Linked DNA regions of Homo sapiens: region 1 is linked to region 2. Evidence: read pairs that join two places in POLR2A ChIA-PET (ENCODE). Cell type or tissue: CD4-positive, alpha-beta T cell. All regions are shown on one strand. Each heading gives the region's core, and the rest is flanking DNA. Links, peaks and the distances in the headings are about the cores only.

What was found. ChIA-PET counts read pairs that join two places held together with the same protein. Peaks named below come from ENCODE experiments on the same cell type or tissue, not always from the same donor. Only the 100,000 strongest peaks of a DNase experiment are listed, where the experiment ranks them.
Region 1: POLR2A ChIA-PET joins it to region 2 with 10 read pairs; 3 of 35 experiments call an interaction of 5 or more read pairs at or near these places.

The regions. Positions count from the first base shown.
Region 1 is chr1:35,575,404-35,580,773 of GRCh38, forward strand. The region is part of intron 3 of TFAP2E (transcription factor AP-2 epsilon); the gene reads left to right. TFAP2E-AS1 (TFAP2E antisense RNA 1) reads right to left here and starts at 2,459. Exons shown (of 3, transcript NR_183387.1): 1 at 1,263-2,459. RefSeq lists enhancers at 1,060-1,912, 1,913-2,765, 2,018-2,107, 2,288-2,357, 2,368-2,537. In CD4-positive, alpha-beta T cell, for the core only: no CTCF peak of the experiment used is centred there; DNase peaks (open chromatin) are centred at 1,771 and 2,418; H3K4me3 peaks cover 1,851 bases.
Region 2 is chr1:35,503,021-35,508,390 of GRCh38, forward strand. KIAA0319L (KIAA0319 like) reads right to left here. Exons shown (of 21, transcript NM_024874.5): 3 at 3,592-4,115. Among named protein-coding and RNA genes, the nearest start is that of KIAA0319L, 52 kb to the right of the region's middle. RefSeq lists an enhancer at 4,196-4,245. In CD4-positive, alpha-beta T cell, for the core only: no CTCF peak of the experiment used is centred there; DNase peaks (open chromatin) are centred at 3,171 and 3,661; H3K4me3 peaks cover 2,009 bases; H3K27ac peaks cover 2,780 bases.

The DNA.
Region 1 (5,370 bases), core at 265-5,264, 72 kb after region 2:
CTGGCGGGCACTTTCTTCCTCTTCCTTCCAGGCAGGGCCTTGGAGGCCTCTGGGGGAATTTTCTTTCTGTGGGAGTCTCTTGCGGCATTTAGACTTAGGGGAGCTTGTGTGTGAGTACTGTGTGTTAGGCTGTGTGCACCTGAGTCAGGGCCCACCTGCTCCTGGGTGTCTGTGTCCATGTGAGTTCAGGGTCCTGTGCATGTCTGAAATGTTCCCTTCATGGGTGTCTTAGTATTTCTTGGAGTGTGAGTGTGTCTGTTTCTGTGAATGTGTTTGTGAGGTGTGTCTCTGTATGTTGGTGTGCATTTCTCTGCATTTGGGGGATGTACACATTTCTCAATATGTACAGTATCTCTGTTGTGTCCTGCACTTTGTTCTTTGGTATCTGAGGATTTCCAAGCATGCGCGGGCCCTCTCTGTGTATATATAGGAGTATTTATGTGACTCCTGGCATTAGTAAAATCCAGGGACACGGGATCCACCTTTTCTGGCCTGAGGACCAAGTACTGGCCATGACAGGGGAAGGTGAGAGACGACAAAAACAGAGAGACAGCCAGAGAGGAGCAGAGAGTCAGAGGGGCCCAGGCATTGGGTAGCAGCCTCTTTACATTTGGGGCAGGTGCCCGAAAGAATTCAGAGGTGCACATGAGCCTGAGGTGCCCCAGGCAGGCACTGCTCCCACAGGGTTTGGCTTGAGTTGTTTTTCAAACGAGTGAATTCAAGCCTGGGCTCTATTTGCCCTCCACTTGTTCTCAGGGGAGGCCAAGGTGGAAGTGGTGGTAGCAGGGCTGGGGCTGGACTTCCAGGAGCTGGGGCTGAGTTACCAGGAGCTGGGGGTTGGGTGGATGACTTGGAGTGTGTAGCAGGGAAGATGAGGCAACAGGGCAGGAAGTGGGTGGGGGGAGGTGGAATTGGGGCTGTGTCCTGTGTCGCTTGGAACTGGGAGTGTGGGAAAGACACTAGGAACCTGGTTGCAGCGCAGCTCTGCTGGTGGGGCTTGGTTGGCTTACTGTACAGAGCCTTTCTTGACCCCTGAAGAAAGAGATCCGTCTGCAGTGGGCAAAAGCCTGCCTGGACTTCCTGGCCACCAGAAATATGAGCATGGTGGTGGTCCCCAGTTCCCTATTCATGCTTGGGCTCAAGAGACTGGGAGTCTAGGTTCACTGACTCCCTGAGAAAGACTAAGACCCTGCATTTTAGAAAGAGGTTTGGGGATCTCTGCCCTGCGCAAGGGTAGAAGGATCAGCTGTTCCTCTGAGCACCTTAACCCGGAACCCCGGTCCGAAGCCGAGACAGGAGACTGGATGCGAGGCCCTCCCAGAGCTGGTTTCTCTCAAACAACTTCCAAAACTCCTAGATCCTAGGGGTACGCCGAAATCCCCCAAAGCAGTCCAAAGAACACAACGAGAGTCCTAACATCCCAGGTGGCGGCGCGCTGGCTCCCTGGAGCGGGGCGGGACGCGGCCGCGCGGACTCACGTGCACAACCGCGCGGGACGGGGCCACGCGGACTCACGTGCACAACCGCGGGACCCCAGCGCCAGCGGGACCCCAGCGCCAGCGGGACCCCAGCGCCAGCGGGACCCCAGCGCCAGCGGGACCCCAGCGCCAGCGGGACCCCAGCGCCAGCGGGACCCCAGCGCCAGCGGGTCTGTGGCCCAGTGGAGCGAGTGGAGCGCTGGCGACCTGAGCGGAGACTGCGCCCTGGACGCCCCAGCCTAGACGTCAAGTTACAGCCCGCGCAGCAGCAGCAAAGGGGAAGGGGCAGGAGCCGGGCACAGTTGGATCCGGAGGTCGTGACCCAGGGGAAAGCGTGGGCGGTCGACCCAGGGCAGCTGCGGCGGCGAGGCAGGTGGGCTCCTTGCTCCCTGGAGCCGCCCCTCCCCACACCTGCCCTCGGCGCCCCCAGCAGTTTTCACCTTGGCCCTCCGCGGTCACTGCGGGATTCGGCGTTGCCGCCAGCCCAGTGGGGAGTGAATTAGCGCCCTCCTTCGTCCTCGGCCCTTCCGACGGCACGAGGAACTCCTGTCCTGCCCCACAGACCTTCGGCCTCCGCCGAGTGCGGTACTGGAGCCTGCCCCGCCAGGGCCCTGGAATCAGAGAAAGTCGCTCTTTGGCCACCTGAAGCGTCGGATCCCTACAGTGCCTCCCAGCCTGGGCGGGAGCGGCGGCTGCGTCGCTGAAGGTTGGGGTCCTTGGTGCGAAAGGGAGGCAGCTGCAGCCTCAGCCCCACCCCAGAAGCGGCCTTCGCATCGCTGCGGTGGGCGTTCTCGGGCTTCGACTTCGCCAGCGCCGCGGGGCAGAGGCACCTGGAGCTCGCAGGGCCCAGACCTGGGTTGGAAAAGCTTCGCTGACTGCAGGCAAGCGTCCGGGAGGGGCGGCCAGGCGAAGCCCCGGCGCTTTACCACACACTTCCGGGTCCCATGCCAGTTGCATCCGCGGTATTGGGCAGGAAATGGCAGGGCTGAGGCCGACCCTAGGAGTATAAGGGAGCCCTCCATTTCCTGCCCACATTTGTCACCTCCAGTTTTGCAACCTATCCCAGACACACAGAAAGCAAGCAGGACTGGTGGGGAGACGGAGCTTAACAGGAATATTTTCCAGCAGTGAGCAGGGGCTGTATGGGACGCGGGAGGAGCTCAGAGGAGGCGCGGAGAGTGCCCGAGGTTGGGTGAGTGCCTAGAGGGGAGATAGTTGAACCGGGTTCAAGAGGTGCTTAGTGGGTGTTTGTTGAATGAATGAGTGATGGGCTTTGAAGTCTGAGTGCATTGAAAGAGGGGGTGTGTAAAAAGGGCTCCTTTCATCACACAGGACACAGCATATGCAAATCCTCTCCCTGTGGAAAAGCCAGACAGGTTAAAAAGGTTACAAACAAATTAGCCGGGCATGGTGGTGCGCGTCTGTAGTCCCAGCTACTAGGGAGGCTGAGCCAGGGGAATCGCTTGAACCCGGGAGGCGGAGATTGCAGTGAGCCAAGATCGCGCCACTGCACTCCAGCCTGGAAACAGAGCGAGACTCCGTCTCGGAAAAAAAAAAAAAAAGTTACAAACCGTGTGTGGGTTTCAGGTTATACAATCAGAGCTGGAGGGGAGTGGTCAAGGATGAGAACTGAGATGGATCCCTCGTTCCCTCTGGAGGAGAGTGGGTGGTTGCCTACTTGGGGGTGGGGAATCCCTCTCCACGGGCTCAGCTGTCCAATCTCAGGGGATCTCTAGGACAGGAGCTGATGTAAACAGTCGCCCTATTCCTTGCTGTCTTTGGCCCTGGAGAAGGAGGAGGGAGCTGGGGAGGGTCTCCACTTCCCAGACAATCTCTAAGCAGCCAGGACATGGGTGAGATGAGTGAGATACTGACTTCTGGGACAGAATTTGAGAGGGTGCCAAAAAACTCAGTAATCAAGATAAATAGGCCGGGCGCAGTGGCTCACGTCTGTAATCCCAGCACTTTGGGAGGCCGGATCACTTGAGGTCAAGAGTTCGAGACCAGCCTGGCCAAGATGGTGAAACCCCATCTCTACTAAAAATACAAAAATTAGCCCAGTGTGGTGGCGCTAGCCTGTAATCCCAGCCACTCAGGAGGCTGAGGCAAGAGAATTGCTTGACCCAGGAGGCAGAGGTTGCAGTGAGCCGAGATCATGCCACTGTACTCCAGCCTGGACAACAGAGGGAGACTATCTCAAAAAAAAAAAAAAAAAAAAAAAAAAAAAAGAGGCCGGGCGGCGGTGGCTCACACCATGTGATCCCAGCACTTTGGGAGGCCGAGGCGGGTGGATCACCTGAGGTCTGGAGTTCGAGACCAGCCTGGCCAATATGGTGAAACCCCGTTTCTACTAAAAATACAAAAATTAGCTGGGTGGGGTGGCAGGCACCTGTAATCCCAGCTACTCCGGAGGCTGAGGCAGGAGAATCCCTTGAACCTGCGGGGCGGAGGTTGCAGTGAACCAAGATCACACCATTGCACTCCAGCCTGGACAACAACAGCAAAACTCTGTCTCAAAAAAAAAAAAAATCTTTTTTTTCGAGACACAGTTTTACTCTCTCGCCCAGGTTGGGGTGCAGCACCACGATCTCAGCTCACTGCAACCTCTGCCTCTCAGATTCTCGTACCTCAGCCTCCCAAGTAGCTGGGATTACAGGTACCTGTCACCACGCCCAGCTAATTTTTGTATTTTTAGTAGGGGCGTGGTTTCACCATGTTGGCCAGGCTGGTCTTGAACTCCTGACCTCAAGTGACCTGCCCGCTTCAGCCACCCAAAGTGCTGGGATTACAGGCGTGAGCCACCACGCTTGGCCTTTTTAAATGAAAATAGTGCAAAAATCCACGATAAACAAAATATCAAAAATTTACTGAACTTGCACTTCCACAACCCTTTCTCACCTGCCTCCCAGGCTACTCTCTGCCCCAGAAAGCAACTTAAAAAATGTGCAGATGGAGTTTGGACTTTACCTGAAAATGGTGGGAGCTATGGAAAACCTTGGAGCAGGGGAGTGAAGGATAGAAATTATATGTAAAAGAAACCCTGGGCCGGGCGCAGTGGCTTATGCCTGTAATCCCAGCACTTTGGGAGGCCGAGGCAGGTGGATTACCTGAGGTCAGGAGATTGAGACCAGCCTGACCAACATGGTGAAATGTCATCTCTACTAAAAATACAAAAAAAATTAGCCAGGCATGGTGGTGCACGCCTGTAGTCCCAGCTACTCCGGAGGCTGAGACAGGAAAATCGCTTGAACCCGGGAGGCGGAGGTTGCAGTGAGCCAAGATTGTGCCATTGCACTCCAGCCTGGGCAACAAGAGCAAAACTCCATCTTAAAAAAAAAGAAAGAAAGAAACCCTCTGGCAGTTGATGAGAAGGAAACTTAATCGGCAGGTCCCAGCAGGGGAGATGAGGAGACTCTAGGGAGGGCATTTGCACATGCTGTGCCCCAGTGTGGGCCAGGGAGCAGGTCACTACTCCTCCCGTCTACCTTCCTCTTGCTCCAACCCCTTCAAGCTTTGGACCAGTGGTACCCTAAGTGTAGTCCAAGGAACCACATGCATCAGGACCCCCAGGGGGTGCTTGTTAAAAATGCAAATTTTGGCCAGGTGCAGTGGCTCACACCTGTAATCCCAGCACTTTGGGAGGCCGAGGCGGGTGGATCACGAGGTCAGGAGATCGAGACCATCCTGGCAAACACGGTGAAACCCCATCTCTACTAAAAAAACAAAAACAAACCAAAAAAAACATTAGCTGGGCGTGGTGGCGGGCGCCTGTAGTCCCAGCTACTCGGGAGGCTGAGGCAGGAGAATGGCGTGAACCCGGGAGGCGGAGCTTGCAGTGAGCTGAGATTGCGCCACTGCACCCCAGCCTGGGCGACAGAGCGAGACTCTGCCT
Region 2 (5,370 bases), core at 257-5,256:
ATATTTCTATTTTCTTACCTAGTTTGCCATCTTCTATCCTTCACGATGGCTATTTTAGACCTTTACCCCACTCTCTAAACCTCTGATTTTCCTGTCTATTACCCACTCCCCCCAATCCCATCTACCTCTACCTCTGTTTCTACTATCCATAAATGATCTATCACACTTAAGAAAAAACAAGAAAGAGATGAGAACTACAACAATTTCCTTCTACCCAGTATATAAACCCACCCTAGCTGTGTCCTACCCAATCCTTTCTCTCTGTCACAATGAAGGAAGTATCCTGCTTAAGACTAATACTGTACTCTGTGCTCAGTATTCTAACCTTCCTGCCCTATAAGGCAGTGGTTCTGGTCCCTGGGCAGCAGCATTGGCACACTCCAGGAACTTTCTGGAAATGCAAATTCTCAGAACATACTCCAGACCTACCGAGTCAGAAACTATGGAGTTGGGGCCCGGCAATCTTTTTTATTTCCATCTCTTCAGAGCAAGAAACAAAGACCAATTTATTTTTAACAAGGCCTTCAAGTGAGTCTGATGCATGCTAAAGTTTGAGAACCACAGCTCTAAGGGATTATTCATTATTTATCCCTTTTCCTGTCTTTAATCTCCTTTTTTAGTACAATGGTTCTCTTGCCTGAAAAGCCTCCTATTTTACCAGGCCATATACAGTTGGCCCTTAAACAACACAGGCTTGAACTGCGCAGGTTCATTTATATGTGAATTTTCTCGTGCCTCTGCCGCCTGAGACAGCAAGACCAACTACTCCTCTTCCTCAGCCTACTCAACGTGAAGACAATAAGGATGCCTATAAGATGATCCACTTCCACTTAATGAATACTAAGTATATTTTCCCTTGTGATTTTCTTTTTTTTTTTTTTTTGAGACAGAGTCTTGCTGTGTCGCCCAGGCTGGAGTGCAGTGGTGCAATCTCGGCTCACTGCAACTTCCACCTCCTGGGTTCAAGCGATTCTCATGCCTCAGCCTCCCAAGTAGCTGGGATTACAGGTGTGCACCACCTCACCTCGCTAATTTTTGTATTTTTAGTAGAGGCGGGGTTTCACCATGTTGGCCAGGCTGGTCTTGAACTCCTGACCTCAATTGATACACCTGCCTCAGCCTACCCCAGTGCTGACATTACAGGCATAAGCTGCCGTGCCCAGCCCCTTATGATTTTCTTCCCTTTTTTTTTTTGAGACAGAGTCTTACTCTGTTGCCCAGGCTGGAGTGCAGTGGCGCAATCTTCGCTCACTGCAAGCTCCACCTCCCAGGTTCACGACATTCTCCTCCCTCAGCCTCCCGAGTAGCTGGGACTACAGGCGCCTGCCACCACGCCCGGCTAACTTTTTGTATTTTTAGTAGAGACAAGGTTTCACCGTGTTATCCAGAATGGTCTCGATCTCCTGACCTTGTGATCCGCCCGCCTTGGCCTCCCAAAGTGCTGGGATTACAGGCATAAGCCATCACACCCAGCCAATTTTCTTAACATTTTATCTAGTTTAAGAATACAGTATATAATGCATATGACATACATAATATGTGTTAATCGACTGTTTATCTTATTGGTAAGGCTTCCAGTCAACAGCAGGCTTTTAGTAGCTACATTCTGGGGGATTCTGAAGTTTATGCAAATTTCCAACTGCACAAAGGGTTGACATTCCTAACCCCTACACTGTTCAAGGGTCAACTGTATATTCTCGCCCTTTCCAGTCTACTCACCACATAGCCACTATCTGATTATGTCATTCCCTACTTAAAACTCCCTAATGGTTTCCCACTGATCTTCAGATAAAAACCAGTATTTTAATAAGGCCTCAAGGTTCTGCATACCTCTCAAGACTTCTCTTTCACCACCAGCTCTCTTTCTCCGTTTGCCCAGCAACACCAGTCTCTCCCAATTTCTTGAGCTCGCCATATTCTAGGGCACCTAACACACTTTGAAATTGTTATTTCCTCTGCCTGAAATACTCTTTTTCCCTGTTTCTTTTCCGAATTCCTACTTCAAATATCAGCTTAAACTTTCTTTCTTTAAAGTGGCCTAACCTGACACCTTAGTTTGTATTAGGTGCCTGTTGGATGCTTTCACGGCACTCTGTATTTACCCTCTCATTACCCACATCAAGCTTATAATTATTATAATAATTTAATTATTAGAAATGTAATATTCCTTGCCAGAGTATAAGCCTTGTTAAGGCAGAAATGATATTCATCTTATTTATTGTAATATTCCCAGTATCCAGCTTAGTATAGTACCTCGCAAGTAAATACACAATGACTATGACCGAGCCTTTACATACACTGTGGCTCTGTCCAGAATGTTTTTTTACCACCATTAACCCCACCCCAGTACAATCCTACACATCCTTCAAGAAATGTTAAACATCTCGGAGAAGTCTTACCTGCACATACACACCACTTGCCTGCTGAAGTGAATCACTTCTTGTGTTCTTACTGCATTGTGTACATAAGTATGTTAATGCAATAATTATACACCACTGTAAATACCTATCTTCATGTATCAGTCTCCACTAGATTATAAACTCCCTGAGGGAATGAACCATTCTTATTCACCTTTGTATCTCTAAGGCTTAGAAAAGTGCCTGACATTGACAGTAGGTAGCCATAAATGTTTATGGGCATATTAAATCTAGGATTGTTCTCTAATACTGCACTAAAAAGTTTTTTTCTTAATATTAAATCTGGGTTCCAATTCTAGCTATGCTGCATGATCACTGGCAAACTGTTTAACCTCTCTGGGCCTCAGTTTTCTCACCAGGTAAACAGGGCTAATAATGCCTACTTGGAAATATTGCTATGAAAATTAAACAAAATGATACAGTGCAACAATTAGTACACAGAGCGCTTGGCATGTCATAGCCCACTCTGGCTTCAACTTGATAGAGACAACTAGGACAAAACAAATACAAAAATAAGTCACAGCAATCAAGGAAGACTGAGCAGAGAGTGAGTCATTCCTTTTAATCATTTCCCCAAGGAGATCAACAATGAAGAAACATAATAAGCAGAATAAACTCTACTGGTGGTATCTCCCTTGGCATATACAGCTTGGTGAGAATTCACTCCAGAGACCTCTTGGCTAATGGCCACATCCTGCTCCACAGCCCAGCAGGTCAGATCTTAATCTGTAGTACCAAGCATGGTTAATTCTGACTGGAATAGAAACTACCTCATAAAGAATGTGTTTACAGGCGAGAGATGGAGGAGAACTTGACTGTAACCACATCAATCAACTGTTTTGCAATTTGGCAGAAAATACTGCAGAATGGTTGGTGAATACTAACAGCCATACAACTGTACTTACCTGTAGCCAAGAACCAGCTTAGACTAGATAATGAGCAGCTTTCTGCATTTACCAAAACAATGGTCAGACCTACATAGCATGAACATCTCTAGGGTCAAATTACCCTTTGTACATCTGGGCAGCACCAAAGAAGCTGACACCAAGCAGCTTTATATATACACTCCTCAGCCTATGAGCACTGCCCGCAAGCATCAGCTTCATTGCTCATATATACCAAATGTAAGAGCAGATTTAACCATTTCTCTGCTCCTTATTCATAGCATGCTTACCTCTGCAGAGCCACTGGTAGTCAGACCACCTAATTCGTTGGAGTCATTCACTTTAGAATGCTGTGTCACTATAGGTGTAACTACGTCACTGGGACTACCTCTCTTCTGAAGCTTCCTGATTAAGCTCTGCTGGTCACTGGAAGATACAGCAGGTCTGAGTGCAGCTCTGGGTGGGCTCTGCCTCCAAGATGCCCAGTTCCAACCTAGCCCCAGAAGATGTGGTACATCATCTTCAGGTAGAAAGCCCAAATCATCTGCAGTTTGGAATTTTTTTAAAAACACCAGCATGGAATTGGAGGAGTGTGTCCTAAAAGCCCGGCAGCTCTGGGGCCTGCTGCAGTCTGCCTGAATGCACATCCCTTCTAGCCACCAAAAGACATGGCAGGCAGAGTCCTGGCAGCAGGCAGCCCAACATGACTGGAGAGAGGGGGTTCCTTCAAGAAGCCAGAGGTGATTTTCTCCCCCAGATCTCAGGCCAACTCCAAATTGTGTCTTCCCCTGCTGGCACCTGCTCTCACTGGCATCTAAAAACAAAGAATGAAAACATTTTCAGATGAAATAAAAACAGAGACTACTGCTCCATAAAGAGCCCTGAGAACCAACATTTGAGGTTATTTTGAAGACGAGTTTTTAAGAGGGTGAGAAAGCCATCTAGTGAGTGGAACAAAGGAAGTGAAAGAGAGTGTTTTTTGTCTTCGGATATTTTAGGTTCTAGAAATACTGCTCCACATTCATTAATTGTTCTCCTTCTCAATGAGTTCCTGCCATGGAGACCTTTTACACAGAATGTCACTTCATAAACAGGAAAACAAAAACAAAAACAAAAACAAAAAAAGAGGTATTCTGGTGGAAGCATATGCAGGGAAGTGGCAAGTTGGGAGGAAGAGGGCAGAGTCCCAATACCTGATGACCTCCCACTCACCTCCAAGGTATTTCTCAGGGACAATGTGAGAACTGTGGGACCAGAAGAACAGGTAGCAATGTGAGAACTGTGGGACCAGAAGAACAGTTTCCCCAGCAAACTGGCAGCAACACAGACTGAGTACTCTGAACCTCATGCAGTTAATAGGCACATTCATTCTTTAACCAATCATTTGCCAAAGTCAAATGGTTTTGCATATCATAGTATCAGCCAGAGTGGTAGTCAAGATTACCAAAAATTTTAACCACGAGAGCAATTCTGCTAGAAAGAACTTCCTAATGACAAGTCATGTCATGATAAGAAATAATGGAACCTAAGTACAACAGTGACATGCTATGGGTAACCTAAATAATATGATCCAAAATTCTGGCTAATGTTGCTGATGGATAAACTTTGGACTGTTTTAATTATTTCAGGTATGGCATTGATTTTTCTGAAATAGTATCTCACCTCTGTTTTCTTAGATGAAGTCAAAACTTGTTCTAAATGGAAGTGATTATGTGAGTTCATTTTAAGGTACTGGCTCTATAGGTGTCTATTACCAGCTATTGTCAGGGTTATATAGAAACAGAACTAGGGTGAGGCAAGAGAGGTGCCTCAGGCACAAAATTTAAGGAGGTGCTCACTTTCAGAGTCATTCCAGCAAAGGGTTGGCTCACAGGACCTTCATAGTGAGTGTCTCTTTAAATTCTGTGTTCTGGGCACCTCTCTCCTTACCCTAGTCCTGGCCCTGGGCTTATAACATAAAATATATGTTAGAATTACATAGAAAAAATATGCAATAGAATCAAAACACTGAAGATATGGATAATCATGTCTGCATGTACACACAACTGAAAAGACCTCTAACGAAAGCA